Linked DNA regions of Mus musculus: regions 1, 3, 4, 5, 6 and 7 are each linked to region 2. The links are chromatin loops, found by intact Hi-C in ENCODE. Cell type or tissue: heart. All regions are shown on one strand. Region 1 overlaps Phactr1 (phosphatase and actin regulator 1). Region 2 holds the start of Edn1 (endothelin 1). Region 3 has its middle 5.4 kb from the start of Gm5082. Region 4 overlaps Phactr1 (phosphatase and actin regulator 1). Region 5 has its middle 33 kb from the start of Gm40925. Region 6 overlaps Hivep1 (human immunodeficiency virus type I enhancer binding protein 1). Region 7 has its middle 56 kb from the start of Edn1.

What was found. A loop is a pair of places that touch in the nucleus more often than their neighbours do. Peaks named below come from ENCODE experiments on the same cell type or tissue, not always from the same donor. Only the 100,000 strongest peaks of a DNase experiment are listed, where the experiment ranks them.
Region 1: it touches region 2 in a loop (4-fold over the local background); 2 of 42 quality-filtered maps call a loop at or near these places.
Region 3: a loop joins it to region 2, with 11 times the contacts of the local background. A loop is called at or near these places in 15 of 42 quality-filtered maps.
Region 4: a loop joins it to region 2, with 3 times the contacts of the local background. A loop is called at or near these places in 2 of 42 quality-filtered maps.
Region 5: a loop joins it to region 2, with 4 times the contacts of the local background. A loop is called at or near these places in 20 of 42 quality-filtered maps.
Region 6: a loop joins it to region 2, with 10 times the contacts of the local background. A loop is called at or near these places in 10 of 42 quality-filtered maps.
Region 7: a loop joins it to region 2, with 7 times the contacts of the local background. A loop is called at or near these places in 7 of 42 quality-filtered maps.

What each region holds. Positions count from the first base shown.
Region 1 is chr13:42,820,882-42,824,881 of GRCm38, forward strand. All of the region lies in intron 3 of Phactr1 (phosphatase and actin regulator 1), which reads left to right. Among named protein-coding and RNA genes, the nearest start is that of Phactr1, 140 kb to the left of the region's middle. In heart, a CTCF peak has its summit at 1,905 (motif pointing left); a DNase peak (open chromatin) is centred at 1,890; H3K27ac peaks cover 888 bases.
Region 2 is chr13:42,298,957-42,302,956 of GRCm38, forward strand. It overlaps Edn1 (endothelin 1), which reads left to right and starts at 2,520. Exons shown (of 5, transcript NM_010104.4): 1 at 2,520-3,002. The coding sequence starts at 2,939. In heart, CTCF peaks have their summits at 1,770 (motif pointing left), 2,417 and 3,817; DNase peaks (open chromatin) are centred at 1,815 and 2,485; H3K4me3 peaks cover 2,454 bases; H3K27ac peaks cover 3,282 bases.
Region 3 is chr13:41,641,424-41,645,423 of GRCm38, forward strand. No RefSeq gene overlaps it. Among named protein-coding and RNA genes, the nearest start is that of Gm5082, 5.4 kb to the right of the region's middle. RefSeq lists an enhancer at 1,789-3,260. In heart, a CTCF peak has its summit at 1,651 (motif pointing right); a DNase peak (open chromatin) is centred at 2,538; H3K27ac peaks cover 2,762 bases.
Region 4 is chr13:42,790,035-42,794,034 of GRCm38, forward strand. The region is part of intron 3 of Phactr1 (phosphatase and actin regulator 1); the gene reads left to right. Among named protein-coding and RNA genes, the nearest start is that of Phactr1, 110 kb to the left of the region's middle. In heart, a CTCF peak has its summit at 2,454 (motif pointing left); no DNase peak of the experiment used is centred here.
Region 5 is chr13:41,707,920-41,711,919 of GRCm38, forward strand. No RefSeq gene overlaps it. Among named protein-coding and RNA genes, the nearest start is that of Gm40925, 33 kb to the left of the region's middle. In heart, a CTCF peak has its summit at 1,696 (motif pointing right); a DNase peak (open chromatin) is centred at 1,722; H3K27ac peaks cover 2,232 bases.
Region 6 is chr13:42,173,529-42,177,528 of GRCm38, forward strand. All of the region lies in intron 7 of Hivep1 (human immunodeficiency virus type I enhancer binding protein 1), which reads left to right. Among named protein-coding and RNA genes, the nearest start is that of Gm32778, 11 kb to the right of the region's middle. In heart, a CTCF peak has its summit at 1,677 (motif pointing right); no DNase peak of the experiment used is centred here; H3K27ac peaks cover 662 bases.
Region 7 is chr13:42,243,390-42,247,389 of GRCm38, forward strand. No RefSeq gene overlaps it. Among named protein-coding and RNA genes, the nearest start is that of Edn1, 56 kb to the right of the region's middle. In heart, a CTCF peak has its summit at 1,575 (motif pointing left); no DNase peak of the experiment used is centred here; H3K27ac peaks cover 2,044 bases.

The DNA of each region.
Region 1 (4,000 bases), 520 kb after region 2:
TGTATGGCCCACACTGAGGCTCAGTTCTTTTTTTTCTTATGTGTAGCAGGGGAGGGGTGAGTACATGTGTACATGTGCATGCTCACGTATGCCTGCCCGCAGAGAGACGAGAGGTCAACCTCACAGTGTCTTCCTCTACCTCTCTTTGCCTTATGCTTCAACCGGCTTGTTCACTGAACCTGGCGCTCACTGCTTCAGCTAGACTGGCATCCTCCTGTCTCTGTGCCCCAGAGTTGGCGTTGCAGACCTGTGTGACTGAGCTGGTGTTTAGCGAAGGTGCTGAGTATCTGAACCTGCATACACACACACACACACACACACACACACACACACACACACACACACGCTTGCAGAGTAAGCGACGACCCCATTCACCCCACCCCCCACCTTCCAATACTATTTCTTGATGGCCGATAGAAACCCTATCTTCATTCCTTGAAATAAAAGCTCGAGAAGAATTTTTCTAAATCAGGCAGCTACGTCCTTGTTTTACCTGCTTTTCAAGGGAACCTTTAAAAAGATGTGTTTTGCACTTGGTCATCCATATTCATTGTAGTTCCCTTCTTCAAAGCCGGAAATTGGAAACAGCATAGACGTCCATCAACTGGAGAATGGAAAAAGGGGGCTCTTTTGACATATTCTTGTCTAACCTTTCACTCACCCTGCCTGAACAAGCCATTTGCCAGGCTCAGGACTCTCAGCTGCTCTAACAGCACATGGAACATGTGGGCGAGGGGTGGGGGTGAATAACGTGAGGAGTGTCATCCATTTTACAGGTCACATGATTGTTCAGCGAAACCGGAAGTTATTTAAAGCTTAAGCACCCTTTCTAGAACTTTGCATTTCATACTTTAGTACCATGCTTGGCTGCAGGGAACTGGAATGTCAGGCAGTTAAAACTCAGCTAGAAGCAGAGTCCAGGACCTTGAGAGGTGAAAGGGGTGTACATAGCTCCTCGCTGAGCCAGACAAGGCCCTGTGGCTCCAGCGGCTGTTTTATAACAGACAAACAGTGCAATGTGGGCTGAGAAACTAAAATCGGAGCGAGGCGGAGGAGGGACGAAGAGAGGAGGAGGGAGAGGGAGGATGCGTAGGGGGATAACAATGGCCACAGACTCTGCTGTCATCTCTCGGCATGCTTTTATCTGAGGTAGTGCACGTCTGCAGCCCCAGCACCCTGGAGACAAGGGCAGGGGGGAGTTCCAGTTCAAGGCCAGCCTGTGCTAAGTAACAGGGTTGTGGTTTTGTTTTCATGGGGCTTGAAGTTCATCCTCTCTCCGGACATCTGCAGAATCTCCACAAAAAATGAGCTGGGGTAATCACAGCAGAGGGGGCCAGAAGGTCACGGGCAGCAAAATAAATGCGTTGTAAGTGAACACTTAGTCTATAGGGGGGTTCCAGGCATGCAAGATGGCTCCGTGGAGAAGAGGGGACTTAAAAGTTGTATTGGGGGCCCCTTCCCAGGCCTCTCATGTAGCCTGTTGTACTTTTGAGCCACATGTTTGGGCACTTACTGTTTTCAGCCAATTCCTACGTGCCTTTCTCTTCACGCTGGCCAAAGCCCACGTGTTTTCTCCCATCCTTGCTCAGATACTCCCCTCTCTGGCCAAACAGCTCAGGGCCTCCCCTCCCAGGAAGATGGCTAGAGGACTCCCATGAGCCTCCAGACTCACCAAACCAGTCCCGACGTTCAAGGCAAAGAACATTCTAGAACCCCAATTATATCTACTTGAGACCAGTGGCACCCTTCACCTGACAGGCACAAGAGAAGATGCCTCCGGGTAACAATAACATATCTACCCAATTTGCTCGCCTGAGTGGTAGCCTACAGGGCAAAGGGATACATTCCTGTAGAAGCCTCCACACCCCGCTCACCTTTTAAGCTCTACCGCCATCTCGTGGCTGGCTTTGGTATTGCATGTGAACAACTGCGTTCACTTCTAACAGCCCCTACAAATTGCTAATTTCTTTCAGTGAGTACTTCCCGGGGGCCCTAAAACTGCAAACACGTGCAATTAGAAAGCAAGGTGATAAAGCTACACAGTAAGAAAAGCCTCTGGCTGTTATTTCAACTACTACACTTCAAACCTGAGAAAGAAGATGAGCCGTTTGCTGCCATGTAGCCAGAGGCTTCAAGTTTTTGCATTGTTCATTAACCTTTTTGCCAGGCCATGTTGTCACCGCAAAGTTCTTCTGTCTGGGAAGTAACCAGGTACTATTTCTTTGAGTGTTACCCCAGAGGAATTCAGCTTCCTCTTGTTCTCAAATGCTTTTCTATCTTCAGACAGGGTCTTTCTCTGGATAGTAAGCTGGCCTCCTACTCACCATGAGGCCCAAGCTGTCCTGCAGAGTCTTGGTCTGCCTGCCTCAGTCTCTCTAATGCTGGGATTGCAGACGTGACCCTCCACATCACCTTCTGGTGAGGTCGCCCTCCTCACCTAAACCTCTCTGAAAACATCCTCACAGGCATGCCCAGAGATGTGTCTCCTGGATGATTCCAAGTGACACACCAAGTTGTCAATGGAAACTAAGGGTCAGTGCTAGTAAAGTGGGTGTTGAAGATTTGCTGGCATCTATAGATTCGGCACTCACTACAGGCCTTAGGACATATTCCCACGGTGAAGGAAGTTGACTGGAATTCTAACATGAAGCTAGGGCTGAGAATCTGATGATCCACAGGGCTCATGCCAGGGAGATCTCACTAGTGTTCTGTGCATAGCTCCAGATGGACAGACAGACAGACAGAGTCGTGTGTACCACTGCACCTCAGAGCAGGGCTGGAAGCTCTGTGTCCTGGTGCAGCTTATAGCCATCACACTGACTTAGGGATTAGCAACAGAAGCCCTGCAAGTATCGGTAATTTATTGGATGTCACGTAACACTTCTTGTATAAGCTATAACCCTGAATTCAGGAGATATAACGACTACTCGCTGTTAGCAGACATCGTCTGTACTACTCAACATGAGCATGAATGGGCTTCAATAGGAGGGTAGGTGTGGAGAAGCATCTTGTCTTAGATTCTTTAGAAATGGGCCATGTGTTCCTTCAACTGTTGGCTTAGCCTGGTTGCTGCTAAATCCTTGCTTGTGTTTCTCAGATTTTCAATAACAAGGCACACAGATCGCTCACTCCCTCCTGACGCCCAAGGACAAATTAAATATTTCTCATGGGACCAAACTGCCAGGCAGCCCTGTGGAGTGGAAAGAGGCATAGGAGAGCTGGGTGTAATCCCAGTTCCTGAGAGACGGTGGCTAAAAATAAAAGTCAACCGCGGAGAGGCACTCACTCTTCCGTGACCAAAACACTTCTAGATGATTTCTTGGGGGAACTAAAATATCTCTTTTTAAAGAAAAAAAATAAAACATCATGAACCAGCGTCTCCTTGTCTTGCTGATTTTGATCTGGACACTTCTCTTGCCTTGTAAGCGCCATTTCTGTCCTTTGTATTTATCTAGTTATTTATTTCAAAGGTTGGGAGGTCTCTCTGGAGGATGAGAAAGTTAGCTCTCCATCTCCAGTGGGCTACGGATGCTGCTGTTCTAAGAGTACCTTCTTGGTGGTGATGCTAAAGGTCCCAGTCCTCACTTGTGGTGATTTGAATGAAAATAGCGCCAAACAGGCTGGAGGGGCCAAGAGTTCTACACTTGACTCAGCAGCAGGCAGCAGGAAGAAAGAGTGACACTCTTTAAATAAGCTCACAGGGAGTGGCACTATTGGGAGGTGTGGCCTTATTGGAGTAGGTGTGGCCTTGTTGGAGGAAGTGTGTCACAAGGGGGCAGGCTTTAACATTTCAGATGCTCAAGCCAGGCCCAGTGTCACTCTCTCTTCCTACTGCCTGCTGATTCAGATGTAAAACTCTCAGCTCCTCTGGCACCATGTCTGCCTGGATGCTGCCATGCTTCCTGCCATGATGATAATGGACTGTAGACTTCTGAACCTGCAAGCCAGCCAGAATTAAATGCTTTCCTTTATAAGAGTTGCTATGTTCCTGGTGTCTCTT
Region 2 (4,000 bases):
GGCCATCCAGCTTGTCAAACTGGTTTGCTGCCCTCCTCTCTCCTCCCCCTGCTACTTGGCAAAAATTGTATCTGGTGAAGCTGCCCAAAGTAGCCTAGAGCTTCCTTCTCTGGGCTTGAATGAGGGTTCTTCCTTCCTTTCATGGGAAGACAAGGGAGTTAGGGGGCAGCTGTAAGGGACAGATGTGGAGAGATGGGCAGGAGGCAGAGCCTACATAAAAAAGGAGGCATAGGTGCCCATGCATGTACACAATACATATATACACAGAGGCCTAGAGAATTCAGGATAAAACATAAAAGGTAGGATTATACCTGGAAAGATGGGACCCTCCCAGGGCTAAGATCTTGTTTTTATTTGGGGTTTGCTATCACGGAGCTTTAGAAGAAGCTCAGAGTGGATGGCTGCCGAGGTTTGCATTTTACTTCTGAGTGTATGTTCAGAGTGGCACAGGTACACAAGAAGGGAGTGGGTAGTAGAAAAACACCTGGACAGTTCTCCTTTGCTTTCCTTCTCTCCCTGATGCTGTGGCCATCGCTATCTGCAGAGGTCCCTCAGCTGAAGGATGATGGCTCAGGCTAGACACTGGGGATGCCTTCCAGAACTGGGTTGGGCATTTCCGGGGTGGAGCTGAGGACAGGTTGGTCCTGACAGTTGCCAGTGTTTGGCCAAATTGGCCAGGAGGTCAGAAAGGGGTGTGGGGGGGAGGGGAGTACTTGTTTTCCCACTCACCTTTCTCTTGCTGGTGGGAAACTTGGGCTTTGGACCTTCCGGTGACATCAGCTCTCCTCTCCTCCAGGTCCCCTGAGGAGCTGGGGTGGGATGAGCTGGCTTCCTGTTGGGGCCCAGGTCTAGGGGCAGTTGTCACCTCCTGGCCCCCACCCTCAGGGGTTGGGCTGAGGTAAGCAAAGCAGAGGCAGAGGCTTACCAGTGGCCCTGGGCCTCGGGTGTGGGTGTGGGAGGGATGCTGGTTCCTGCTTCTTCAATGTCTCCAGCTCTTAGTCCAGAGTCTCCTAAGGGACAGAGTTCTTAGTGACCTAAAGCTGCTGCTGCTGCTGCTGCTGCTGCTGCTGTGTCTCCCCTACTGAGATTCCCAGAGAGGTCACTAGGCCTAAGCATGTCTCTGTCCACAGCGTGGGTATTGCTATCAAGTCTGCCTTTTGATTGTAGAGGTGAAGAAATAAATGGTTGCATGGACTGGATTGAGTCTATTTTGGCCTCTACTCCCAGGGAAAACTGAAGTCAAACAAGACGGGATGAAGAAGGGACCTTTGTGGTAGCATCCTAGGGAAACCACTCTGCGTGGATCCTGTGTGTTGTTTCCAGCTTATGGGCATTCCGGGAGCTTGTTGAAAAAAGCCAACGTGTTTTCTGTGTGTTTTGCTTTATTCATGAAGACATGTTGTCACTTGTGCCTTAATAACCCATGGACACCTGGGGGAGGGAGTCTTTCATGGTAAAATAGACAGGAAACTGTTTGGAAAATGTAAACACGTTATTAAAGGGTGAGGTATGATCTGATGCACATATTCAGCATCGGCAGTCCTTCCCTCCCCACACCCCCCTTGTAGCTTTCTAATCAAGCACAGACCGCAGGTTTGCCCGAGTAAAGAAGCAAAGTGATGTGGAGGAGACTCTGGAAAGTCGGGGAAGGGAATAATGGAATGCCCTGAAGCCACCTCTCTTTAGTATGTGAGGCGCCCCTTCTCTGCCTGGCCACAGCTTGTTACTAATCATTTAGAAGCCGAGGCTTTAGTTGTTTTATCTTATTAAAGCATAAGCCCCTGCAGCTCTCCATCTCCCCCTGGCGGTCGTCTCTGCCATTTCTCAAGATCCTTCGCGATAGCAGCAATTCCCAGGGAGAGGCTGGGCACAAGAAATATTGGAGGGCGAGTGTGTGTGTGTGTGTGTGTGTGTGTGTGTGTGTGTGTGTGTGTACGTGTACTTCTGATCGGCGATACTAGGGAGATAAGGATGTACCTGACAAAACCACATTGTTGTTGTTATCATTATTATTTAGTTTTCCTTCCTTGCTAACTCCTGACGGAATCTTTCTCACCTCAAATGCGAAGTACTTTAGTTTAGAAAAGACTTGGTGGAAGGGGTGGTGGTGGAAAAGTAGGGTGATCTTCCAAACTAATCTGGTTCCCCGCCCGCCCCAGTAGCTGGGATTCAAGAGCGAAGAGTGGGGATCGTCCCCTTGTTTGATCAGAAAGACATAAAAGGAAAATCAAGTGAACAATGATCAGCCCCACCTCCACCCCACCCCCCTGCGCGCGCACAATACAATCTATTTAATTGTACTTCATACTTTTCATTCCAATGGGGTGACTTTGCTTCTGGAGAAACTCTTGATTCTTGAACTCTGGGGCTGGCAGCTAGCAAAAGGGGAAGCGGGCTGCTGCTCTCTGCAGGTTCTGCAGCGGTCTCTGTCTAGTGGGTGTTTTCTTTTTCTTAGCCCTGCCCCTGGATTGTCAGACGGCGGGCGTCTGCCTCTGAAGTTAGCCGTGATTTCCTCTAGAGCCGGGTCTTATCTCTGGCTGCACGTTGCCTGTGGGTGACTAATCACACAATAACATTGTTTAGGGCTGGAATAAAGTCAGAGCTGTTTACCCCCACTCTATAGGGGTTCAATATAAAAAGGCGGCGGAGAACTGTCCGAGTCAGAAGCGTTCCTGCACCGGCGCTGAGAGCCTGACCCGGTCTGCTCCGCTGTCCTTGCGCGCTGCCTCCCGGCTGCCCGCGACGCTTTCGCCCCAGTGGAAGGGCCACTTGCTGAGGACCGCGCTGAGATCTAAAAAAAAAACAAAAAACAAAAAACAAAAAAACCCAGAGGCGATCAGAGCGACCAGACACCGTCCTCTTCGTTTTGCATTGAGTTCCATTTGCAACCGAGTTTTCTTTTTTTCCTTTTTCCCCACTCTTCTGACCCCTTTGCAGAATGGATTATTTTCCCGTGATCTTCTCTCTGCTGTTCGTGACTTTCCAAGGAGCTCCAGAAACAGGTAGGCGCCACTTGCGAATCTTTCTACTTCAGCGCAGCGCAGTTATCGCTTCTGTTTTCCACTTTTCTTTCTTTCTTTTCTTTCATTCTTTCCTTTTTATTTATTTTTTTAATTACTGAAGCTCCAGCAGCAAGTGCCTTACAATTAATTAACTTCTGTGTGAAGCGAAAGAAATAAAACCCCTGTTTGAATACAACTGACTACAACCGAGTATCGCATAGCTTCAAAATAACGTTGTAGCAGTACAGCTGAAGCAAAAATCTATTTTGAAATAAGTGTGTTTAGGGTTGCACGGTTCATTTAGGGGCTTATTCAAACGTTGTCTTGATAGTGCGCTAATGTGTAAAATATTGAAACACTCCAACTTAAAGCCAAGGAATTTTATTCGGGTCATGCAGGCACACCGTGAGCAGGGAAATCACCTGCCGATCAACCATGCGCTGAATAACCCCGCAGGCGGTTTCAGGGCGAAGCACATGCTTTCTTTAAAATTTGTCACTATTGACTTAAGGTTTCATTTGGCAGGTTTTTGGCATCTTCAAACACTGTGAGCTCTATTGCAGTTGTATTCACCTGTCCTGGGAGGGGAGCCGGGATCATTCCTGCCTGATTAAGGAATTAGACAGTACGGGCCACAGCTGGTTCTTTTCTCCTCCCATCCTGTTTTTTGAGGGTCAGTGCCCTCTTTTTGTCTTTTCATGACCCTAAGCAAAGAGAAAGGATGTCAAAAGGGTGAAAGCCCTGGAATGTGTCTGATCGTTTGGAATGAACAAAATCGAGCAGATAAACTGCGCGGCGATGCTGTGTTGGGCCAGAGGGAGGTGTCAAGTCCCACAGCAAGCTGTGCTGCCCAAAGATTCTGAATTCTGAACCCACGGGGTACTTTCCCTGGGTTCCCTGAGCAGCTGTACCTTCTCTTCCGTCAGTGGCAACTTGTCTCCCACCTGAAGTGAATATTGTAAAGTTAGTTTCTTTTCGGTGTCCAGGCATTTTCTGAA
Region 3 (4,000 bases), 660 kb before region 2:
GTTCTCATACACCAGTGGAGTGGCCTGGAGGCAGTTTGCCTGCATCTGTAAGATCCTGGGCCCAGACCCTGGTTCCACAAAAGCCATAGAAAATAAAACGTCATGGCCTTTCTGGATCTTCTGTCAGTTTTGTCTGGGCCAGTTTCACCTGTGGACTTTGAAAGTGTTGAAAAGGTTAAGCAGCAGGTTGAAAGACAGTTTAGTTAACTGTTATATTTGCTGGTAACCAATCTTGTCCTAAACCAACCCTGGGCCACATACGCATTTATTTCTACAAGTCACTATTCTAAAAATGAAGTCACAGGACTGGGGTGGTGGCTCAGTCAGTAATGCTGGTTGCATCCAGAGCTCCAGCACTCATGTAAAACATCAAATGTAAGGTCACAGAGACAAAAGGCACCCTGTGTTTGCTCCTTAGCCAGTCCTGATTGATAAGTTCTAGGTCCAGTAGAGACCGTCTCTAAAAATAAGGTATCCTTAGCGAGATGGGTAGTGAATGAAGGCACTTGCCACAGAATCTGATGACCTAAGTTCAGTCTCCAGTACCCATATGGTGGAGAAAGTTCAGATATAAATGGAGAGTGATGGGAAGGCATCAGTCATCGGCCTTGATACACACATAACATGGCAATATGGAACCTGGGAGTCAATATGTAGTCAGAGTTCTTAAAAGATTGCTGAGGGAGATGCCAGGCTAACCATCCTCTTGAGGAGGGAGCAGAGAGCCACTCCCTATGAATGTCACTGGGACAAAAAGTAGCCTAACTGCATGTTAAGGATGCAGACAATTTTCACATGTACTGGTGTTTATCTAATTCTTACTAAACTGAAGTCTACTTTCCTTTTCTTTTGGAACAGAAGACGTTCTCATTCTGCCATAAGAATAACTTTCCAGCCGGGCGTGGTGGCGCACGCCTTTAATCCCAGCACTCGGGAGGCAGAGGCAGGCGGATTTCTGAGTTCAAGGCCAGCCTGGTCTACAAAGTGAGTTTCAAGACAGCCAGGGCTATACAGAGAAACCCTGTCTCGAAACCCCCCTCCCCCCAAAAAAAAGAATACCTTTCCACAGAGACTGTGAACCCAATCCAACCAAACAAGAACTCGAGACGGAAGGTACATCTTGCACAAATGCACACAAAGTTTATTACTTTGTATCATCTTTCTTGGGCTCAGAGTAATATTTTGAAATGTTTTTGAAACGGGTAAGTATCCTTAAATATTTTATATCCGCTGAGCATTGTGAGAAGACCCTAAATTTCAGACAAGATCAGAGACAAAGAAAACCCAGAAAAAAAGACACTTGAGTCCTCTTCCAAGCCACCTAGTGGAGGACAAGTCCTGCTCAGGCAGGAGAGACCAGCTCAGACTCACTGTCACTGAATGGGCACGCACGCCTAAGTTAGGGATGAACAAGGTCTGTGTTTTTAGGAACAATGAAGGAAATCAAACCCCATGGTGGATCTCTCAGACGGAAGTTGGATCTACCTCCAGAAACACTTGAGAAACATCTCTACCTCTTAGGACTGTCTACGTGCACTGAAGTTTTCGTTATTTTTTTGTTACCAGAGCCAGTCTTGGGCTCATAGTCCTGAGGAGAATTTATAGAAGGGAATTGGGTTGGCTGGTTTAGTTGCCAGGCCATATTTTGCCACTAGATGGCAGAGTTGTTCCACCTTTTTCTACTTGGGCATCCAGATTAATTTAGTTTGTCCTTTTGGGCTTATTCCCTTAAGACACGGCTAATTTTTTGTTTAACACATACGTAAGTAAATTAAACGTGAGAAAAAGCATGGTTTCTGCATGCCATTGTTGGTCAATTTTTACTTCTTAAGAATGTTTAAGATACACTGTTGAGGGTTGTTTCCAAATAGAAAATTTCACATTAGTTGTAATAATGTGATTTTTTTTTAAACTATGTCACTAGCCTGGCCTTGATTTATGTATTTTTTAATTCAAATACTTATTGCCTAGTGATACTTTATCAAATTGAGTATAGTACGTAGCAAGTGTCAGTTACATAGTGTCTAGGGGACGAAGCCTACTACAAATATTCCACAACCTTAAGGCACTATGACCGTTGCCTATCAGGTCCTGGTCTGCCACCCATTGCTTTAACATGGCCATGATCAGTTTCTGTGACTCTGTTTAAACACCAGTAAACCCAGAATAATTTCTATATTCAACCTATAATTCTGCTTCCTCTGTCATCCATTTATCTGTCTTCAGGACAGACAGACAGACAGTAATTCTAGGGAGTGGTAATGAACAAAGCAAGAACCAGATTCAGTGTTGGGGAGTAGGTACAGTGCATGTTGAGAAATTTCTTTCAAACTTAAACTGTCCCCTTGACCAGGGTGCTACTCTGGCGACAGAGCCCGCTGGGGGATTTTTTTTCTTTCTTTTTTTAGAAACAGTTATGGAGAGGAGCCTTACAAAGCAGAATGGATGAACTTGCTCAGCCAGCAAATTCCTTGCATTCCCTAGACCAAATATGTCCATGCTGAGGAAGCCACAGCAGTGACTTTAGTGAGGTCCTCTGAAGGACAGGCATGACGCGCCTGTCAGCTGTGCCACCAGGTCACCAGCCACCTCAGATCCTGTTGCTGTTGGCTTTGTGTATTGTTGTACAGAAATAACTATAGCTCGGACCCCCGAAGGGCAGGTGCTTTTATGTCCATAGCTTTTTTGACTTGAAAAGCACACAGCACATTACCCAGTGTGCTCTGACCTCTGTAGGGACTGTGCAGACAAACACGGAAGGCGCTTCCAGCTGTGGTCAGGACACCTTGAGAAGAGGACCTGAGAGTTTTCATAAGCCTGCTCTTCCTTCCTTGTCCCTTTATGTTGGGACTAGTGCCATTGGGTGATTCCAAACAGCGATACAAGAAGGTAGCAGGGCACCCTACAGAAATGGGTGGGATTTGTCCCTAAGGAGAGACCTGGTCATCTTTCTGGACTGACCTCTGTGTACATGAGACTCCATTTTAAACCTAATGTCTTGTCTACTTCCCCAAAGTAAATGAACTCTCCTTCTCTTCTCAGAGGTTGAGCTGCCGTGGTTTGTGTCACACCATCTGAACAGGTGCATTCTCTTACATCCCTGGACTGGGACTGAGCTGTCACTGTGAACTCAACGCTAACCTAAGCTTCAGCCGTAACCCTCACTGTACCCTCAACACCAGTACTATGTTTGAAACGTTAGTGTCTACGATTCTCAGTTCAAACATGTGTAATTTGAGCTACTTGGGTTTTCAAGGTCAATGAGAAGGCAAGAGAAATTCAAATTTAAATCATAACCTCTCTCTCCCCCACCCCACCCCCGTGGTGTGTGTGTGTGTGTGTGTGTTTGTTCTCATGTGTGCCTAGAGAAATATAAAAGCTGCTATTATTGGCAGAGCAGTAATTCTGCTGTTTCCCAACCTTCAATGTCAAACCTCTCCAACGTGCTTCATTTTATCTTCCCAGTCTGATATGACTCGGGAAGCATTATTGTTGTTTATTTAGGGAATTTGTTGGTCCTGTTTGGGTTGCAACCCAGGGTTTTGTGCACACCAGGAAAGCATTCTTCCATGGGGATAGACCCCAATGTGTGTTTTGTTCCTGCTTTTCTGTCCAGAATACATTTACTCGTTAAACAAAGGTCTTTCATGGAACTTGGGCAGCTGGTTAAACAAAGTCTGTTCTGAGGGCCACCCTACAGTGACTACAGCAGCCCTTGTCTGGACTCTGGTAAGCCTCGGGGGCCAGTGGGTTCTTTGGGCATGGATTATTTCCTGGACAGCCTGAGTCCAGCTCTTCTACATGTTAAGCTTCATCTTAACACTTTGTAAAGAAAGCAGAAAGGCCTACCTGAGACTCTGGTGGAATTCTGTTTGATCGTGCTAGGGGTGGGGCAGTTACCCAGTCCCTTCATCATAATGGTTACACAGCAGTGTCGTGGACTTGTAAAAGTATCCCTGTATTTATTCAAGGCCTTAACTAACCAGACTGTTTTCCTTCA
Region 4 (4,000 bases), 490 kb after region 2:
CTAGTCATAGCTCTTAGTTATTTGAGGGATCCAAACACGATTCTTCTTAAAATAAAGAAATACTCCTAGAACTTGTCCCGATTTTCTCAACTGTGCCTCGGGTCTCTAGCACCAAAGAAAGAAATCCTACACCATCTTGGTACACTAGCTAAGTTAGATACTTTTTTGAAGATTTTTTGTTAGAAGGTAGAAGGATTTAGGGTACATGTCCTATGATACAAGTATCTTCTTTTAGAGCTGACACAATACTTTGTTTCCTGAGAGTAATATTTTTTCCAATTTTTTATTAGGTATTTTCTTCATTTACATTTCAAATGCTATCCTGAAAGTCCCCCATACTCCCCCCCCAACTCCCCTACCCATCCACTCCCACTTCTTGGCCCTGGCGTTCCCCTGTATTGGGGCATATAAAGTTTGCAAGACTAAGGGGCCTCACTTCCCAATGATGGACGACTAGGCCATCTTCTGCTACATATGCAGCTAGAGACATGAGCTCTGGGGGTACTGGTTAGTTCATATTGTTGTTCCATCTATAGGATTGCAGACCCCTTTAGCTCCTTGGGTACTTTCTCTAGCTCCTCCTTCTTTCTTTCTTTCTTTCTTTTTTTTACTTATTCACTTTACATCCCATTCACTGCCCCCCCTTCCTGGTCACCCCTTTCCATGATCCTTCCCCCACCCCTCCTTCTCCTTTTAGCCAGTGCTCCCCCCCCCCCAGGTATATCAAGTCTCTGTGAGGCTATGTGCATCTTTTCCCGTTGAGGCCAGACAAGAAGCCTAGCTAGAGGACCATATCCCATGCAAAGACAACAGATTTTGGGACAGTCCCCAGTCCAGTTGTTCCAGACCCCATGAAGACCAAGCTGCGCATCTGCTACATACATACGTACAAGGAGACCTAAGTCCAGCTCATGTATGTTCTTTGGTTGGTGGTTCAGTGGAGAAGCATTTAAAGAAATATCCAAAGACCTTAGTCATCAGGGAAAGGCAAATCAAAACAACTACGAGGTCCCATCTTACACCCATCAGAATGGCTAAGACCAAAAACTCAAGAGATAGCACATGCTGGAGAGGATATGGAGCAAGGAGAACACCCCTCCATTGCTGGAGGGAATGAAAACTTGTGAAACCACTTTGAAAACCAATTGGGCAGTTTCTCAAAAAACTGGAAATAGTTCTACCTCAAAACTCAGCTATACCACTCCTGGGCATATACCCAAAAGATGCTCCACCATCCCACAAGGACACTATTCTCTTCTTAAATTTCTCCTAGTTGGGAGAATGTCACAACCTTCTCATTACTAGGTAGAACAGTAATGGATTTTAACCAACATGAAAAGACATTAAAATAAAATCCACTTCAATCACTCCAGCAAGGACTTGAGCTGAGCTAACATTTGGATAACAGACCACAGCTCTCTTGTTGCTGTCCATTTCAATGCCAACTTATGACATCCGGGGGGGGAGAAGAGATAGAGATAGCGAGTCACAGAGCCTTTTGAAGAAGCTGTGGTGTCGGGGAAGTAGCAGAAGCCAAGAAAGTGGAACTATCATCTATGTGCACATATGAACATATGTAGACCCATATGTGCACATATGTAGACCCATGTACGTGTGGGGGGGGGATAGGTATATAGACAAAAAGACTGACTTACCTACAAATGCCTATTTCTTTTGACACTGAAAAACAAGCCAGTTAGTTGCTTAGAAACCATTGATTCTTTAAATGAGACATGATAAGCCAACACTTCAGACGGACACACTGGCAACTGAGTTTACAGGTCCTCAGAGATACTTGCATTAAGGGAAGGAGATGTTAGGGAAATGCTCTCCCTACTGGGAATGTCACTTTGCAGACAATTGAAAAAAAAAAAAAGAGTCAAACTGATATTTTAGCTTAAAATGTTATATATGGTCACAAAAACCTTTCCTTTCTTTGGAATGAAGAAGAAATAAGGTAAGCTGTGACCATGTATTTTTTTTAACCATCTCTAAATTTCCATTTTCTCTCATTAAAGTGAAGTCTGAAATCCCACTGAAGCCTCAACGTCACTGTGCCAAGCAAGGATAACAGAGCTAGGTAGGCACACAGGTCTTGCAATCCCTGAAGATGTGCTAGTCTTGAAGATTGTTCTACACCTAAACGGCACAGAGGCAAAGCTCTCGAGAGGTGTCCAGCAATTGATAGTTGTTATTAACGCATGTAAATGCTCCACGGTAGAATGCCGATAGCGACTAGATGGGGCACTCACCTTCAAAAGCCGGCAGTGTTTGCAGTGTTTCAACAAATGTTTGAGTAGTAAAAGAAAAATAAATAAAAGATAGAGAGATGGTGAGATAGAGAAACTAGGCAGCAGGGGATATCACTAGGGAGCGGGAGGAAGACTTAGAAATCAAGACAGTAAAAGCTACTGAGAGCACAGAGTGCACCATGATGTGTCGCCCTCTAGTGGTAAAAACAAGTAATAGCCTCAACAGACAGCCTCAGGGGAACGGCAAGCATAAACAGGACAAGACGACTTCATTCATTTCTCCTCTTATAAAAATATTTTTGGGGAAAAAACCCCACAACGATGTACGTGTTTGCACATATATCTATGTACACTTGCGTCTGTATTTATAAATACTGGGGCTTCTGTTTTATTTACAGTGTAATTACGTGCTTGCTGTGCTTATAAATCTTCGCATGATTTTATAAATCTTTGCACGATCTAGGAGAGGGAAAGTGAGGAAATGCTATAAGTTATTTTAGTCTCTCTTCTCCATCGGACCTCCTGGAGCGTAAAAGCCGCCCCATGTCATAACCCCGCTCCCTCGCTCCTGTGCCTTCCGGTCTCCACTGCCAGGCGCTCACTTGTTCTTTTGCAAGAAGGGGGGAAAAAACGAGAAGGATGCAAAGACGCCATTGTGCAAAACCCCTCTTAATGCTGACAGTCTGTCATTTATCATCCACAGTGCAGCAGGTACTGCCCCTAGGGGATCACCGTTTCTGTTCCGTGCTGAGACTGAATGGTCCAGTGTACTGAGATTATTATCATCTATACGCTATTATGTATTGTTTAATCTCCCACCCCTCCACCCCCCAAAGTTCCGAGATGGAGATAGTCAGGGAGGTTAGTTTCCCAGGTCTGAACAGCAGACCTCTGTCCTATATTAAGTTCCTTTTGTGGACTCTGATATGGCATGGCCCACGTGTGTCCCTGGAATAAATAGACGTTATCTTATTCCTTTAAACGGATGATTAGTCTGACCAGAAGGCAACACTTTCTAGGATTCCGCAAGAATAGCCTTGACTTCTTTGTTTAAAAGAGGGGTCTCATTGCCCTTAACATCTCCTTGAAAGCGAACTAATTATGAGCAGACATCACATACCTGCTGAAAGTATGTCCCCCGCCTCTACCTTGTCCCTGACTGTAGTGTGATTCCCTTGTAGCAGAAGCAAGGAAAGTCAAGGGGACGGAGCTTACTCTGAAGCCATAAAAAATAAGAATAAAGAAATACTGACTGTGAACATTATAGAATAGAGGACCCCTCCTTTCTCTTTGGAAGGGTCCAGCCCTCCCCCCCCCATTAAATGCCTAGCATACATTGAGCCCTGTGTATCGCTTGGACATTTTGGGGCCATAATGTTCCCTGGATGAGTCGTTAGTAAGTTTTCACAGAGGAGAATTTAATCTTAACTGCTGTAAAATTAAAAATCTTAATTAGAAAACCAAGTATCCAAATGGAGACCACAGTTGTCATAGGCAAGGTGGGAATCTGTGGCTCAGAAAGAGCATTTTTCTATTTTTATTTTTAAACTAATTTTTAAGTTAGTATGAAAATGTCATTGGACTTTTTAGTCACTTTTTTGGTCGCTGACTTTTTCAAATAATACCAACCTTATAGAAACTCTGAAAATATCAAAATAGATGAAAATACAAAAAGTTATAATGGCACCCCCTTCACTTAGTAGGTAAGGCCCCACATAGCTTCTCCTCAGTGGCTGTAGAGAACATGT
Region 5 (4,000 bases), 590 kb before region 2:
GTGCCCTCAAGCATACCTATACTATCAGTTCCTCTCTAGAGTGTGAGGCAGACAGACCTTGCCTTTGCACAGACTGACACATTCCATAAACACTGGCTTTGCCCTCTGCTCTGCACAGGCCTACTTATGTGGAGATTATCGTGCACACTGCTGACTTTAGAGATATCATAGATAAGGGCATGAATGTCTCTGACGAGGAATTTGTGCTGGTTCAAGCAGTCAGTGGGAACCTGAGCCCTAGCATGCGAGGCCTGTGAGGATGTCAGACATCATCCATCCTGCTTTCCTCACACTCGGGAGTGGGGGGTTAAGAAGAGGTGACTCTGTCACAAAGGAACACACATGGTATGTACTCACCGATAAGTGGATATTAACCCAAAAGTTCAGAATACCCAAGATTCAATTCACAGACCATATGAAGCCTAAGAAGAAGGAAGACCAAAATGTAGAGGCTTCAGCGCTTTTTGGTAGGGTGAACAAAATACAGGAGGAAATATGGAGACAAAGTCTGGAGCAGAGACTGAAGGAAAGGCCATCCAGAGACTGCCCCACCTGGGGATCCATCCCATATACAGTCATCAAAGCTGGACGCTATTGTGGAGGCCGGGAAGTGCTTGCTGATGGAAGCCTGATATGGCTGTCTCCTGAGAGGCTCTGCCAGAGTCCGAACAAATTCAGAGGTGGATGTCCGCAGCCAACCATTGGACTAAGCTCGGTGGTCCCCTATGGAGGAGTTGGAGAAGGGACTGAAGGAGCTGAGGGGCTTTGCCGCCCAATGGAGGGAGCAACAGTGTCAGCAGGCTAGACGCACCCCCCACCCCCGGAGCTCCCGGGGACTGGACCACCAACCAAAGAATACACATAGAGCAACCCATGGCGCTGGCCACATATGTGGCAGAAGATGGCTTTATTGGACATTAGTGGGAGGAGAGGCCCTCGAGCCTGAGGGTGTTCGATGCCCCAGTGTAGGGAAATGCCAGGGCAGGAGGATGGGAGTGGGTGGGTTGGGGGAGCACCCTCATAGAGGTGGGGAGGGAGAGATGAATTAGGGGGTTTCCAAAGGGGACACCTGGAAAGGGGAAAACATTTGAAATGTAAATAAAGAAAAATATCCAAGAAAAAAATAAAAATAAAATACCTACGGTTTATGAATAGAAAAAGGCTAACAATGAAAAAAAAATCCAGAAGAAAATAAATAAATACATAAAGGGGAAAAGAAAAAAAAAAGAAGTGTGATTCAGTTGGCTGGCGGAATCTTCAGACAGACCAACCTGGGACTATTTGGGTTTTAGTCAAGGACGAGGAATGCATGGCTGTTCTACATTAGTGTGCACTCACTGCCGGCCAGACGCATGAGGAATGGCCGCAGACTTTCTCGGAATCTTATGTAAGAGATGGAAGGACCTAGAACATGTCTGGACAACTCGTTCCACTTCTATTTTGTGAAATTAATTGTTTACAACCCCTGTCTTTCTTTTAGCTCAAAAAACTGAACCTTGTATTCCCCTTGAAGTCAATTAAAGGAAGCTGTCTGTTTAGGGAAATAAATGCTCTCCAAATTGCAAGAGCAGAGGTGACAACTTTTTCAACATTTTTTTTTCATTTTTTTCAATAATGTAAATCCTCTAGATGATGCCTATTTTGGCAAACGACCTGTATTGGGGTTTTATGGGACGACGCTAACACGTTGGTGTACGTTCGGCCAGCAGGTGGCAGCAAACGTTTTTATTAGGAAAACCGTGCGCTTGAAAAGAACGCCTAATCAGCAGTCCCTTCTAGCAAAAGAAGCCTATTAAGTGAGCACAGCAGAGGGCATTCACCACAACGCTTCACGCAGGAGCCTTTCTTAAGAGGGGGCTCTTGGCAGTAGATGGTGGAAGCGCGGGGTGAATTATTTCCACCAAGTTTGTTAAAAGGAAAGTCCAGATGAGATTAAGGACTGGAAAGAAAACTCTATTGAGTTTCGCATCCTAATGACAATCCAATTTCTCGGCCCACAAACTTCTATCAGCCTTTCTCGGCCTGCAGCCTGGTGCTGAGGGGCTGGACCCAGCTTTTACCATGTGGCTAAGGTTTTGCTGTTTGGAAAACAGAGTACTTCTGGGCTACCTAACTGATGGAGCGCTTTTCTGGAGTAGCACACTCTTGCTTTGAGATGCCCGAGGCGACCGCTATTCCTTTTCATTGCCGCTGTTCAGGGCCACCAGAAGAGAATGCTGGGATGCTAACTATCCTGACACATCCTGGCCGATTTACGTCAAGTTCTGATCCTTATAAGACTTTTAAAATATAGTAAAAAGGTTCATTCGTTCTTTCAATGACTGCTTGCTTTGTGCCCACTATGCCCAGTGCTGTGCTTACAGAAGTCTCAAGTCTAGGAAAAGAACCAACTCCTTTCTCATCAAGTCCCCACAGAAACCTACAGAAACAAGCCCGGGTAGGAAGGAACACAGTCCTGGGCTGTTGTTGAACCTAGTCTAGGTTTACAGACTGATAGGAGTGGCCAGTGGTCCTGAGTCAGGGACCCTTAAGCTGAATTTGAAGACTGAGGAGGAATGCGTAGGTTAAAGGAATAAGGAGAATATTCAGACCAGAGACTAAAAAGTTCTAAGACCTGAAGATGGAAGGAAGGATAGGAGGCAACAGACGCTGGGAGGGATAGAATATTGGGGGAGAGAGTGGACTCTGCTATGTAAGTGGAAAATCATGATTCTTGCATTTATAAGGCAAATGTACACACACACACACACACACACACACAATTGACCTCTGCTGGCTGCTTTTGTATAGTTTGTGATACTGTTAGCTTGGAGCTAGCGCAAAAATATTTCCAAAAAATGTTCGAGTATTTTACTGTCCCCAAGGCATTGACTTACGTAAATGGACACAAGTACCTTTAGGGACAGCCACTGTGAAAGATCATAACACATATCTTTAAAAATATATATAAAGCCTTATGCCCTTTCTTTTCTCCTTCATTAAGGAGATGTGGACCTGTGAATTGACCAACATTTAGAAATAATCCCTTCTGGCCACTGTAAATTGTGCATCCTGCATTTGAGAAGCAGAGATAGGAAATCAAAACACTTCCCAATCACCAATACAACACCACATATATAGGGTTCCATGTTGTTCTTTGCATAAAATTATTTAAGGCATTGTATTGTCAGTGTATGGTGCATGAGGTACATCCAAGACAATGGATTATACACTTAGACTTGGACCCTAGTCGCCCAATACAGTAGCTAAATACCTGCAAATAGTTTATAATCTTTAAAGTATCCAGAATCTAAGACTTCTGTCCTAAGCCTTGCTGTGTAACGAATACTGTTAACTTTGAAATGAAACACATCCCATGAGTACAGTTGGTGTGATGATTTACCTTAATCAGTTTAATTATCAACTTGACACAATATAGTATCACCAGGGAGAAGGGTCTCAAGAAAGGATTGTTTATACTAAGTTAGCCTGTGGGTATGTCTGTAAGGGCTGGTCTTGATTATGTCAGTGAATGTGGGAAGGCACAGCCCACTGTGAGCGACACCATTCCTAGGCAGGGCACCCTAAACTGCCCAAGTGTCAGGAGTACTAGCTGTGAGTAGACATGCAGGAATTCATTCTCTCTGTTCTTGACTGTGGACGTGACAAACTACTTCAAGTTCCTGCCGTGACTTCCCCTCAGCAGTGGCCTCTAACCTGTAACTAAAGAAACAAATAAAACCTTTCTCCTCTAAAGTTGCTTTTGTTGGGTGTTCATCATAGCAACAGGAAGGAATCTAGGACAAGTGGTAAGTGCTTGGTCCCCAGCTGGTGGTGAACTTACAGCAAGATGCTTAGGAGAGGTTCCTTCAACTTTGAGCATCTCCCTTGAGGGTCTCAGTGTATCCCGTGTTCCCCTAGTCCTTGGCTTTCTCATCTCAGTCCAAGGGTTTACATTATCCCTCTCCCCTCCCATAGTTGCAGTTTGTTTGTGTACACCTAGTCAAGAGACTAGGAAATG
Region 6 (4,000 bases), 130 kb before region 2:
TTACCAAGGAATGTCTGAGCCTTTCTTCATTAAACAAGGACATGTTGAACACTCAAATGCAACTGCATGATTTCTGCTAAGCCTGGTGGGCTGCTCCTCGTTGTTTAAACACCATCACCATTTGGTAGTCTCTTGGTCAGCTGTACAGCTGTACAGCTGTACAGCTTTGTGGGGAAACTTGAAGCTTTTAAATATGTTGTCCTTTAGTTATTCCTCTATAGGAATAACTTGTCCTTGTTTTATTGTGAAGATTTCGATTGTTCTTGATTACATATGTGCATGTTTGCCTAAGTGTGGCTCTGTGCGTGTGTATGCAGTGCTTGCTGAGGCCAGAAAAAATACTGGATCCCTGGGAGTTAGAGGCGAGCTGCTTGACGTGGGTGATGCAGACTGAAGTCTGACCCTCTGCACAGCAGCACGTGCTCTCCAGCCCATTGTAGTTCTCACTGAAGGTTCTCTCTACACTTAGTCTCCTTAGCTTCACTGGCCTCAGTCTCTATGTCCCAGCTGTCAGGTGATAGTTTTCTCATGCACATTCTCCACTGACAGAATATGTTCAGTGAAGTCAGAGAGACCCGGTGAGGTGGGCTGCAGATCCTTGCGTTTCCTGATTCTCTAGCGGGCCCTTGCAGCAGTGGGCTTTGTAGGCTTCCCCTCACTCCGCTAGCACAGGAATTTATGATGTCATTTTCAGTGGCGCTGGCTCAAGGATGGAGAATCAAGTAGAGTTGAATATACATTTTTGTACACAGCCATTATAATTTGCAATTATACATTTGCAATTTAGAAGTTGTTACCACTTAGCTTTAAAATTAGCAATGTATAATGTATAATTATGGTATAAGCTCCTGAAAAGTTGGATCTTTTCAACTTCATACTGCACATTCCCATAGTCTTGCCATATAAAATTATGTGGCCTCAGGAGTCTTGCCCTTGTGTTTTGAGGGTATTAAGGAATATATCTTCGTTTGCACCTTTGTGTCAAAAATGGTGCCACCAGCAATTTGCTTTTCAGCCTTTGATCCAAAGAATGTTTTCATCAACAGAGTGCTAGACTTCAGCACAAGGAATGTTAATGTGTGTCCTCAGTGGCCAGCCCAGGGACAGCAGCCTCAAAGGGCTAGTGCAGGGAGAAGTATGCTTTGCAATGGAATTTTAAGTACTGACCTATATACATGAGATAATGGTTCAGACCACAGGCTTGCAAGCCTGGGTCATGTTTACCCTTAGAAGCACTGAGTGAATTTTATAAAAGTACTAGCAACATTTTCCTTCTAAATGAGGCCAGTAGGCTGTCAGTACCAGATTTTTCACACAAACATCTATTGTCTTTAAGTTTCTTTGTAGAATAGGAAATCATAATGGCCTTTAAGACGTATACTTAGTGCAGTGTTGATAGCAATTACTTACAAACAACAGAGCAAGGGTGGCCTTCTGGTTTATGCCTAAAGCTAACAGTCTGCAGTTCTGGCCCACTGTGTTCATGTAGGTTGCTTTCCTACTTTAAATAGAAGCATTATTCACAAGCTTTACAGAAGGGTTTCCCTGGCTGCTGTTGTTTGGCTTTCAACCTAGTACTTCCTAACTGGGAGGAAAATAAATCCAGACTAGTTATAACAAAAGAGTTGGGGAGGGGACCTTGTCTTCTGGGCTGCTGCTGTCTTTGTGGCTCCAGCTCATCCAGCAGGTGTCACTGTCTGGCAGCGGTGGGAGCAGATTATGGCTCATCCAGGCAGCCTTGGGAAGAAGGTCCTTTCCCAAAGAAATTCTCAGGGAAGCCTTTGTTATAAGCTTTTTCGAGCATTCATTTTGGAGGGGGGAAAAAAAACCCCACTGCTACATTAAAAGATTCTCTTTTCCTTCTTGGGTTAAATTGTACATGCAAAAAAGAAATAACTTTTGTAATCTAAAAATTGTGTCATGTGTTAGAAACATTTACAGTGAATGGGGATTGTGTCTGGAAGAACAAATTGCATGGAGCTTTTAAGTGCCATTTATTTACAAATTTGTTAAGCAAATGTGGATGTCTTCTCCATAGCCTCTAATGGCTACCACAGAGAAGCCAGAGCATTTATCTTCCTGGGGTATTAGCCTATGTTGTACACACTAAAAATAATAATGGCTGCAATATGATAATAAGAAGGCAGTGAGTCCTGTTGGAATGGTGAGGAGAGTCTGGGGTTCACATGCTGGTTGGATGCTGTCTTAGTCAGGATTTCTATTCCTGCACAAACATCATGACCAAGAAGCAAGTTGGGGAGGAAAGGGTTTATTCGGCTTACACTTCCATATTGCTGTCCATCACCAAGGAAGTCAGGACTGGAACTCAAGCAGGTCAGGAAGCAGGAGCTGATGCAGAGGCCATGGAGGGATGTTCTTTACTGGCTTGCCTCACCTGACTTGCTCAGCCTGCTTTCTTATAGAACCAAGACTACCAGTCCTGAGATGGTCCCACCCACAAGGGGCCTTTCCCCCTTGATCACTAATTGAGAAAATGCCTTAGAGTTGGCTCTCATGGAGGCATTTCCTCAACTGAAGCTCCTTTCCCTGTGATAACCCAGCTGTGTCAAGTTGACACAAAACTAGCCAGTACAGATGCTTTCCAGCCATCTAAGCCCCTAACTTCCTTTGTAAGGTATGTTATCTATTAACTGTCATATCATAGGGATTTTGTTTTGATTTGGTAACATGATACAAACAGCCTGGCGCCGGCAACCTTTTTCTTAAAGTGCCGGGTAGTAAGTATCTCAGGCATGCTTGGCTGTATGTTCTCTGTTGTCACTGCTAGCAAACTCCAGTTGTACTGCAGCATACAAACAAGCTTGCTGTGCCCCCACCACCACCACAAAATTTTCTTTACAAGAATAGACAGTGAGCCAAATGTGGTAGTGACTAGAGTTGCCAGGCCAGGTAACCAAGGAACTGTGAGTGCCGCCATAGTTACTATGTTAAATAGCACATCAATTTCATAAACTCATACTCGGTGAGGCTTTGGAGAAATGGCCAAGTCTGTGTCACCTCTTTGCATACTGATAAAAGCTACAAACAGGACTAGAAAGATGGCTCAGCAATTAAGAACACTTACTGCTCCCAGCACCCACATGGTGGCTCACAAACCTCTGTAAATCCAGTTTCAGGGAGATACTGAAGCCTCTTCTAGCCTCCCTTAGTGCCTGTGTACACATACTATACATACACAATGCAGGCTGAAGAGTCATGGAATAAAGATACATCTTTAAAAACATTTTTAGTTAAAAAACAAAACAACAACAAAAATAACAAAAATCAAAACAAACAAAACCAGCCAGGCATTTCCTGGGGACCAGTCCTGATTCACTGCCAGCAGGCGTCTCTGGGAGCTGGCCTCTTAACTAGCATACAGCAGTACATAACCAGTACAGCAGAACTGAACAGGCGCTTAGAGCCCTGTTGTGGAAAGAACTGTCTTCTGGGAATGACCTAGAAATTGTGTGAGAGAAGGCTCAAACGCCATGTATACAAGGCCCTTCCCCTAGGCTGAGAGGCTGACAGTTGCTGGAGTTGGGGTGATTCTTCTTAGCATTGTAGCTGCCTGTATCTGTAACCCCAATTCCAACCAAGCTGGACTTAGGTAGAATGATTGCTGTGGTGTGGCTATATAAGGTTCTTAGAGCGTTTTCATGTATCTCCAGGAAACTCTATCTTCTACTCATGGATATTACCCACCTTATCATTTTCTTTGTTCCAAAATACTGGACTGGTTTGACAAATAGATGGTAATCCACTATTCATTTGTAGATTTCCAGAACTTTTGACAGTGACCTTTCTCTTTGGGAAATTCAGACACCAATTCTCTCAGAGAAAGAAAGACCATTCTCTCCAGACCCTGGGAAGGGAGCTGAAAGAAAAGAATGGCAGTCTCTCCTTGGGTTCCCTCAGCATCAAGGCTGATGGCTCTTTCGAGGAAGGAAGTTTAGAGCTGTATGACAACTAACCCTGACAACTCACTCTTAAACTTTGT
Region 7 (4,000 bases), 56 kb before region 2:
TCATCTGGTCTACCTGTTTTTTGTTTGTTTTGCTTTGTTTTGTTTTGTTTTTTTTTTTTTCCTCCATAAAGAACAGAAATTGTGGAAACTCCCAAAGTTGCTGACAGAGCCATGATAGCTCAGGACTAATTCTGTATTTTCTCTTAATAATGACTGTAAAGTCCTGACAACCTAATCTCTAACAAACTAAGGTAAAGGTACTGTTATTCCTCAGATTTCCTTGGAATCTAACAATTGGTTCCAAGACCCCTGCAGATTAAGTTTCCACCATAAAAAGGAGTAATGTTTGCACAGGGCCTATACATATCCTCTCATACACTTTATGGATTTGTAAGGTTTATTTTGTGTGTCTGTCTGTCTGTCTGTATGTATGTATGCCTGAGGAGGCTAGAAGAAGGTGTCAGTTCTGTATCTGAAGTCACAGATGATTGTGAGCCATCCTATATGTGTGCTAAGAACTGAACTCTGGTCTTCTGGAAGACAAATGTGCACTCTTAACTGCTGAACCATTTCTCGAGCCCCTCCTATATACTTTAAAGGCTTAGATTATCAATACTGTGTAAAAAGTTGTCATACTTAGTTATTTAGGTAATAATGACAAGAAAATATCTGTTGATTTAATTGCAGAGGCAATATATGTGTGTCCACTTGTGTGTGTGTGTGTGTGTGTGTGTGTGTGTGTGTGTGTGTGTATGAGCTCACGCTCGCACATGCACGTGTATGCCTGCACTTCCACACCACACAGAATCCAGAGTAAGATGATGGGTTTTCTGCTTTCTTGCTCTCTGCCTATGACCTTGAGGTTTGATCTAGAGCTTGGTGCTTTCTGTAGGTTGGCTGGCTAGCAAGCTCCAGGGATGTGGGTGCTAGGGCTCTTAACTTGGGGTGTTTTGCATATGTTACAAGCCACATTCTCAGAAATTCAGAGGTATTTTTTAAATACATATTTGATGTATATCTGGCTGCATCTGGAGATGTGGAAACCACGCCCACAGGAAGTTGACTCCCTACAGGGCTTCACACCCATGGGCAATTGGCCAATGGTGGTATGATGCCAGTTCAGGGAGACCCAGTATATGAGTGTGTGGAAAATGAAGGAGGGTGGGAACATGCTTTGCATGCAGAGCCCCCATGACCCTGGCTCATGCTTGTGGCTGGAGGTATCAAAGGGGAAATGGGCTATTTCCTACTTCGGGATCAATGTCACAAGGTCACCCTCATTTTGCTCATCTCTGTATTCTTTGAATGATTGCTCACTGGGGGACTGAAGGGACACTGTACCACTGTAGATTTGATACAAGATTTACATAAACACCATTGAAAAGGGAACTGTGTCTTGCCGTGCCTCTGACCCTCTTCCTATCCTGGAAGCTCATTTTATGGCTTGTGCTTCGAGGTGATTAGTCACAGGGCTAAGGATTCCACACAGATGTTCGGATCATGGTTTGGAAGCTGGGCTTAGTGACACGGAATGCACTCTCTGTGTGCTGCACCCTGGTTGCAGTTGGAAAAGCCTCCTGATATCAAACTTTAGAATAAAGCACCACCTTGTGGTCTAAAGCATTTATTAAAGTGGAAGAATTGAAGACCTGAACCTGGAAATGCTCCCTCAGCTGGTGGTAAGGAAGCCAGGATCCAAAAACAGAATCTCAGACTAAGCAGAAGCCCCCATGGGAACTTTCTATTGCTGCGGGAGACTTTTAGATCAGCTGATGGTGGCAAGCCTTTTTGTGGAGTGAGTCCCAGGTTTGGGTCATTAATTTACTTCACTCATCACACATCACGATCATTTAATCCTTTCAAAACCACAGCAAAATGGGCCCAATAACATCAATTTATAAGGGAAGAAACTGAGGCTGAGGTCACCAAATGATCCAATCACATATAAGCAGGGGGAAGGACTCGAAGGCAGGTGTCTCCAAATGACGACTCAGCTGACCCCAAGGTCAGCAGATAAGACCAAGATTAGAGACCATTCCTGGCTTCCCCCTAACCTGGGCTGCTAGAATCCTCGTTGGCACTTTCTGATAGGACTTGAAGTTGCCTGCTCTTCAACATTGCATTGACCAAGAAGGTTCCAGACTTACAGAGGGGCAATTCACTGGTACCCCACCACTTTTTGAGACAGTCTGAAGAGAGGAGAAAGTTCTTGTTTGGGGAGATGTGCAAGAGTACATGGGGCCATCATCATCTCATACGCAAACAAAACCAAAAAGTATTATTTGACAAATATTCACTGGGAGAGTTAGAGTGTTTATTCTAAGCAAGATAGATTCTTTAACAGGTAGTTATTTTATTTTATTATGTAGGCTGCTTAGGAAGAAGACTGGATATATCTGTCTGACTAACATGTAAGGTAAGCCATAGCAATCTGAGTCAATCCAAGGGACAGCTTGTACATTATATATCTTGTGACATTGCTCATATCCTTGGCTATGTCACTTTGCCAGTGGGATACCATTATGTCACTTGAGGGCCAGGAAACCCACGACAAGGATGGTGACACTGACACAGGGCCCATCGAAACGGATGGAAAGAGTGAGTCTCAGCTGTCTCAGTTCTAGTCCGTTCCACGCAGACTTCCTTTCTGTTCGCAACGGAGTCTGCTGCTAATTTTAGTAAGGAGATCACTTGCCTACAGTCAGTCTCATTTGATAACATTTCTAGGAACAATGGTTTGCAGGACTTGGAATCTACTTTTTCCAGAGGAGGCTAATTCACGGAGTTTAAGGAGGGATGAAGCTATATGGTAGGAAGTCCCCTGCCAGAGACCAAAAAAGAAAGTGAAAAGCTTTTCTAAAGTACATGAGAAGAGGAAGCATCTCGCATCACGTGGATTGCCTTCCTTTGGAAGAAAGGCTAGTATGTGAGAACTTTGGCCTAGTGTTTTTTTCAAAGCTGCTCTTGCCTTCTTTAATTCCTGTGCTTTTCTTTCCGGTCTCTTAGTTTAGTTTTCAAGTTTTTTCCTATTATTTTTTGTTATTATTATTTGTGTGTGGGCAGGGGATACACATGTGTGTGCATAGATTTGTGTGTGTGTCTGCAGGTGTCCTTGCCTGTGCATGTGTGTGGAGGCCACAGGTCAACAGCAGGTGTCTTCTGCACTCACTCACTCTCCACCTTTTGTTAGTTAGTTTTTGAGACAGGAGCTTGCTGGAACAGCTAGACTAGGAGTCAAAAAGGCCCCTCAGATCTGCCTGGCTTTCTAATCCCTCGCAGACAGGCCTGGGGTTACAGATACACATAGCTGTGCTTGGTTGTTTCCATGGGTTCGGGGGCTCTGAACTCAGGCAACAATCCCACCGAGTCATCTCCACATCCACAAGCAGGCTTTATCATTTTCGAAAGCAGGATTTCATAAAAATAATATTGTGTAAGTCTTTGTGAATATATTCTGCCTTTGGGGGTGACAGAAATGTTTCTTGACAAGTTTCTCACTGAATGGTAGAGAAGTACCCCTCATTCATTCTAGGGCCATAAAACTTATTTCTGAGCTTTAAACAGAAAGAAGGAAACTTCTCCTTCTGGGGATTGTGTGTGTGTGTGTGTGTGAGATAAATAGCATAATCGATTTTAATGCACACTTTATGATTCCAGTTAATGAGTATTTGCATGCCAGCTCCTAATTTAATAAACTAGATTTGCCTTTCTCAAAGTATGGCTTTTTATATAAATTTGCTTTCTCCAAAATGTTAGATAAGGAGGTTGGACTTGGGGTAGGAGCAGGTTCCAAAACCAGTAGCTCCTGCTGTGGGTGAACCCGGGAAGCTTCCTAAGTATGGTTCTTGGCTCAAAATAGAATGCTCCATTCTTAGATTATAAAGAGCTTTTCAGGTAGGTGACAGTTCTGAAAACGTGATAACAATGTAAATCATCTACCATTGTGGGAAAGCGAGGCAGAAACTTTAAAAAGTCAGTCACATCACACCCCCACTCAAGAACATACTAAACAGATGCACATGTGTGGCTTATTTGGTTGCTGAGATCAATTTCTCTACTC